Linked DNA regions of Homo sapiens: region 2 is linked to region 1. A link is a contact called in ENCODE Hi-C or POLR2A ChIA-PET data. All regions are on one chromosome and are shown on one strand. Each heading gives the region's core, a stretch centred on a gene start or an enhancer-like site at or near the end of the contact. The rest is flanking DNA. Distances are from core to core; before and after follow the strand shown. Region 1 has its middle 48 kb from the start of LINC02513. Region 2 holds the start of LINC02513 (long intergenic non-protein coding RNA 2513).

Region 1 (2,700 bases), core at 84-2,583:
GAGTGTAGGATCCTCACTGCTACAGTCCCACCAGCACCATGACAGTTTACAAATGCCATGGCAACATCAGGAAGTTACCCTATGTGCTCTAGAAAGGGGAGGCATAAATAATCCATCCCTTGTTTAGCATATCATCAAGAAATAACCATAAAAATGGGCAACCAGCAGCCCTTGGGGCTGCTCTGTCTACGGAGTAGCTATTCTTTTATTCCTTTCCTGTCTTGTCTTTTTTTTTTTGAGACAGAGTCTGGCTCTGTTACCCAGGCTGGAGTGCAGTGGCATGATCTCAGCTCACTGCAGCCTCCACCTCCTGGGCTCAAGCAATTCTCCTGCCTCAGCCACCTAGTAGCTGGGATTACAGGCGTGCACCACCACACCCGAATATTTTGTATTTTTCTTTTTCTTTTTTTTTTTTTTTAGTAGAGATGGGTTTCACCATGTTGGCCAGGCTGGTCTCGAACTATTGACCTCAGATGATCCGCCCACCTCGGCCTCCCAAAGTGTATTCCTTTACTTTCTTAATAAACTTGCTTTCATTTTAGTCTACAGTCTCACTCTGAATTCTTTCTTGTGTGAGATCCAAGAACGTTCTCTTGGGGTCTAGATGGGGACCCCTTTCCTGTAACAAGTGTACAGTTGGAGGCCATTGAAAAACAACCAAGCCTAAGATGGGACATGATACCATCTTAAGAATATTTGTATTTGTCTCTCTGACACTGTCTGCAGACTAGGGTCACTCAAAGGATGGATGTGGATCTCTTGATTTTCCAACTCTCACTTTCACCAAGCATTTTGACAAGGGTTGGAGGGGTCCTTTAATAAGAGGTATAGGCGAAGGAGGTAGGAACTAGTCTCTTCATCTGGACCAGAGAAGGAACTCTGGTTCTGCAAACAAATGAAAAGCTTAGGAAGGCCTTGTCCTGACAAAATTCACAGGCTTCTAATCCTCTCCCTTCCCCACCTTAAAAACACACAAAATTAAGGAAAAGACAAGAAAGGCGGTAAGATTCTTGAAAGAGCTTTCAAAAATGAGAAAAGAAAAACAAGAGAATAAACAGCACAATGTGTCCTGATATGTTAATATGTTTCCCTTTCGTTTTGCGTTTTTTTTCCCCTTTCCTTCAAAAAAAAAAAAAAAATCTAGGATTTTGTCTCCTCTAAGGAGAAATTAGGAAGGAAAATCTGACATAATCTCCAGAGCTGTAAAACTTCTTTGTATGCCGTCACTTGAGTGCTTTTTCTTACATTCCCTTAAGTAGCCAACCTACCATGTGGCGAGTTTGTGAAGCCAGGAAGGGAGGCAGTAACCCGAGAGGCGCTGCAGGGCGGCTCCCCACGGCGAGGGAGGGCAGGCGGAGCCCCAGCTCCTCCCAGCCGGCTGAGCGCTCGGCCCCTCCTATGGCCGCAGGGGAAAAGGAGGAGAGACCTACATTTAAAAAGGCAGGAACCTACCAACTGCAGAGTGAGAATTCCCATTCGTGAGGTCAAATCGAGGTCAAGAATTTCCTAACCATCTCTGAAAACCCCCTATTTAGGGGGTCAAGTCGGGCTGGCAACGCCCCAAATCATTAACTAAATCTAACTTGATCTTCAAAAACACAGCCTAGGACTGTTTTTCTTTCTTTCTTCTGCCTGAATGTTTCTCAGTGGCATTTCTGTTACTTCCTGTTTGTGACCGGGCTTTCCTTGCCCTACTTCCTTTTTTAGGGGTTTAGGTTGCCTCGACGGCCATTTCCACTTAGATAGATGGAAAAGGGGTGTGTGTGCGTTGGATTGGAAGGGAAACAGCTCACATTTATTTTTATGTTGTAAAAGTCTTTTCTCATGCATTCACATTCTTTCATTTACGTTCTACAGCAACACTATGAGACCAACAATATGATTATGCCCAAATTACAGTTAAAGAAACTCAGGCTCAAAAAGATTAAATAAGATGTCCAAGTTCACGCATCACATAAAGGCGCAAAACCTGGATCTGCGTTCCAAGGGTCTGAAATCCAAAGGGGCTTGGGGATTTCACGAGGTCTGAATCTAAAACTGAAGTTCTTTTCATTTATTGAACCCTTAAGGGAGACCTAACTTTAACTTATTTGGCAAAACTTTATTCAGGGAAGACTTTTATTCAATCTTTATTACAGAGTTTATTCTTCAAATGTAAAGAAAAGACTTAGCTTAGTGCCTTCCCCAGAGCAGTGGGAGAATTATGAAAGATGTACTATTGCTTTTTTTTTTTTTTTTTGGCAACCTCTCTGCTCTGCTGGCTTTCACCCTGGCCATCCCAGGACCGAGCTGGGGCGTTCAAGCTTGCCTCGGAGCCAGGCCTGCACTTCCAGCGTCAGGCAGTAGGGGGAGCAAGTGTGCAAGAGGAGGAAAGCGGCTCCAATTGGGCAGGAAACGTTTGAGACCATGTGTCCTTACCCGGCTCCGGTTGAAAATTTAATTTTTTTGGCTGCCTGAATGCTTAGGACCCATGGCTCCAGGCTTCTCTGCAAAAATTTATGCTTACTGATTTGTAGGGTGGGAAAAACCAGCCTCAGGGAGTTGTAGAAAAAGATTACATGTGTCCCCTGGATCAGAGGAAGTAAAAACCTCCACACGGTTGCTGGGGAAGGATCCAGGCCTCCTGGCCTCTGCCCCTATGTGAGGGGGAGAGGACGCAGAGGCCCGCACTATGGGCCGTCCTGGGTCCAAGCATCCCAG
Region 2 (2,700 bases), core at 87-2,586, 48 kb after region 1:
CTTGCACATTCTCTGGATTCCTTCTTACATTTTATTTCATTCAAGATGTATCTTGTATATTTTATGCATCTTCTGTGTCCCAGCTTCTGCATTTGTGGGCAAGCTATCCTTGAATATCCATTTCATGCTTGAATTTGCAGGGCTAAAGACACTTTGCAGCATTGGCTCTTTCTGCCTCTGTAAAATGACATCTTTGTTTGAAAAGCCTTTTTGTTTTTGATGGCTACAAATCCAAGAGACTCCATTTCCAAAAGTCCACTGCCTGTCTGCATTTTTGGGCGTGGGATTCATGATGCCTGTAAAGCGTTCTTCCTTTGTTTACACTTCTTTCGCTGTCTCGGACTTTAGCTGACACTTGGCTCCATGCCATGGTCATGGGCTCTTGTGCCTCTGCTCTATTAGCGAGGCATCTTGTCAACATGGTGGGCCAGCAAGCGTACTGGTGAGATTTCATGCATTCCCTCTCTGTGACATTAGGATGGTGGATGAAAAAGGTAGAAGATAGGTCTGTGCTGGGACTAAGTGCATGGTGGTAAAGGTTGAGTATTACAGTCCACACAGCAAGACAAGGCTCTCATCCCACCTACTTTAAGAAGCAATCCCCAATGGGCCAACAGTCACTAGTTTCCCCGGAGGAGTCATCTCAGCACTTTGAGATCCAGTTTGTTTTACGGTACTCTCCATGTTGCTCTCTGGGTAAAAGAGCATTTTTCTTCTGGTTATATCATGTCTGGGTGTGGAAAGGGGAGTCACTGACTCTGGCTTCACGCTTGGGGTGCTAGCTCAGGTTCAGCATAGAAAAAAGAAAACCATTACAAATATAATATTTCAAGCAGAAAGAGATTGGCTTCATCTAGGAAATTCAGTGCTCACAACATTTTAGAAGAGAAGGAGTAGTAAAAATCAGCTTCTGGTGTTTTGGTTTCAAGATCAACCACTGTTGCTATAAGCTAGAGGTCAGAAAACCTGAGCTCCTGCCACCTCTGTTCCAGACACTGGTGACCAGGGAGTGGAGTGCAGAGCCCAGTTGTTGCTACTTGCTTTTGTTGGCACATCTTGTCTGCTGTCACAGCTGTGGGAAAACAGTCTCCACCTCTCCTCTGCCTTCCAAATAGCATGAAAGTTCATTTCACTGGCAGAATTTAAATCTCACCCAGAACCCTGGCTGCCTTCCAGACCCTTGGAGGAAACACAAATGAGAGTAAGAGTAGATGTCTACTGTCAGCAGATAATATCTAGTATGGCACTTTGGTTGCTGTTTAGTGACTTTTTTTTTTTTTCTTTTTCCCATAGGAGGATAAGGTGAGATTCCTTCACAAATGGTGGCTCCAACTGGAATTCATTGTCCCAAATTCTGAGAACTCCTGAGGAAAGATCCAAAAGTAATATGGCTCAAGATTTTTGAACTGCCCAGGCTCTACTCAGGCTCTTGGACATCTTGCCCATCTCAAAGGTTTGTTTTTTCTCTGCAACAATGTTCAATATGGTGTAGGCAAAGAAACAGCATTTGGAATCATAAGATGAGGGTTTGCATTTCACCTCTACCTCTTTCTACATCAAAGGCATTTCACTGGCAGAACTGAAATCTCACTCAGAACCCTGGCTGCCTTCCAGATGCTAGGAGGGTAGGAGTAGATGTTTACTGTCAGCAATATCTAGTGTGGAACTTTGGTTGCTTTTGGGTAGTCCAACCTTTTGGCTTTCCTGAGCCACACTGGAAGAAGAAGAATTGCCTTGGGCCACACATAAAATACACTAACATTAATGATAGCTGATGAGCAAAAAAGACCTCATAATGTTTTAAGAACATTTACAAATTTGTGTTGGGCAGCATTCAAAGCCATCCTGGCTGCGTGTGGCCTGTGGGCCATGGGTTGGACAAGCTTGTTCTAGATGTTCATTTATTATTTCTGAGCCTCAGTTTCTCATTTGAACTATGAAGAAAATGATTGGATTATTGCTAGAATCCAGGGGAAGAATGGATTTGTAAACTGTAACGCTTGCTTTAGAGACTGGGAGTGCAAGTGGATGATAGGTCTCAGCTGTATCCCTGACCTGATGTGGCTCTTAGCCTAAGAAAGTCATCTCATCCAAGGGCTTGCCCTCTTTCTGGGGCAGCCTGTATTCAATGACCAGGGAGAAGAGAAGGGATACAAATATCTCAGTCCCCTAAAGGGCCCTCCAGCTCTTGAGCTCCCCGTGGTATCAGATGAGGATTCTACTGGAACATCATCACAGTTCAAGTTCTCTCTCTGCCCTCTCCTGTGTACCTTGCCCTGTGATCCAGGGGACAGATGTTGATCCAGAGGACACTCCTCCCAAAACCTCCTTGCACAAAAATTTCTGTCTGGGATTCTGTTTCCTGGGAAACCCAAACATCAACACTGGCTTAGCAGAAAAGGAATTTATTAAAGGATAATAAGTAGCTCATAGGATCTCTAGGAAGGCCAGCAAGCCAGGCGTGGAGAACGCGTTCTAAGAAACAAAGCCTCAGATCACTCCCTAAGATAGCTCCCTGGGAAATCTACAGAGAAAGATGGGACTCATAAAGTGGGGGATATCTTCAAATGTAGGAAGGAGATTCAGATACTGGAATCAACAACAAAAGAAAAGGCAAATGCCTGGGAAGCCTCATTGTGATGTTAGTTATGGAAATATTTGGTAATAGATTCTTGCAAAAGTACAATTATACTTTATTAG

The links. Hi-C counts contacts between places; a loop is a spot of excess contacts on that map. ChIA-PET counts read pairs that join two places held with the same protein, here RNA polymerase II (POLR2A). Pooled maps may share reads with other maps.
Region 2: a loop to region 1 is called in a map of ascending aorta, with 3 times the contacts of the local background. The contact joins the promoter of LINC02513 here to the enhancer-like site in region 1. A Hi-C loop is called at or near these places in 8 of 168 maps with a recorded cell type or tissue (PC-9, Right ventricle myocardium inferior, aorta and 5 more), 1 of 37 single-sample maps with no recorded cell type and 8 of 50 pooled maps. POLR2A ChIA-PET finds 5 or more read pairs at or near these places in 5 of 52 experiments (CD8-positive, alpha-beta memory T cell, HEK293, PC-3 and 2 more).

Annotation. Positions count from the first base shown.
Region 1 is chr4:38,317,663-38,320,362 of GRCh38, forward strand. No RefSeq gene overlaps it. Among named protein-coding and RNA genes, the nearest start is that of LINC02513, 48 kb to the right of the region's middle. RefSeq lists enhancers at 267-767, 768-1,268. Within about 2 kb of position 1,334, at least 38 of the 41 ENCODE cell types and tissues checked have a DNase peak (open chromatin) inside an H3K27ac peak, as active enhancers do; they include PC-3, PC-9, ascending aorta and 2 more, where a contact is called at or near this core.
Region 2 is chr4:38,365,578-38,368,277 of GRCh38, forward strand. It overlaps LINC02513 (long intergenic non-protein coding RNA 2513), which reads left to right and starts at 1,337. Exons shown (of 2, transcript NR_149123.1): 1 at 1,337-1,453. RefSeq lists enhancers at 918-997, 1,118-1,257.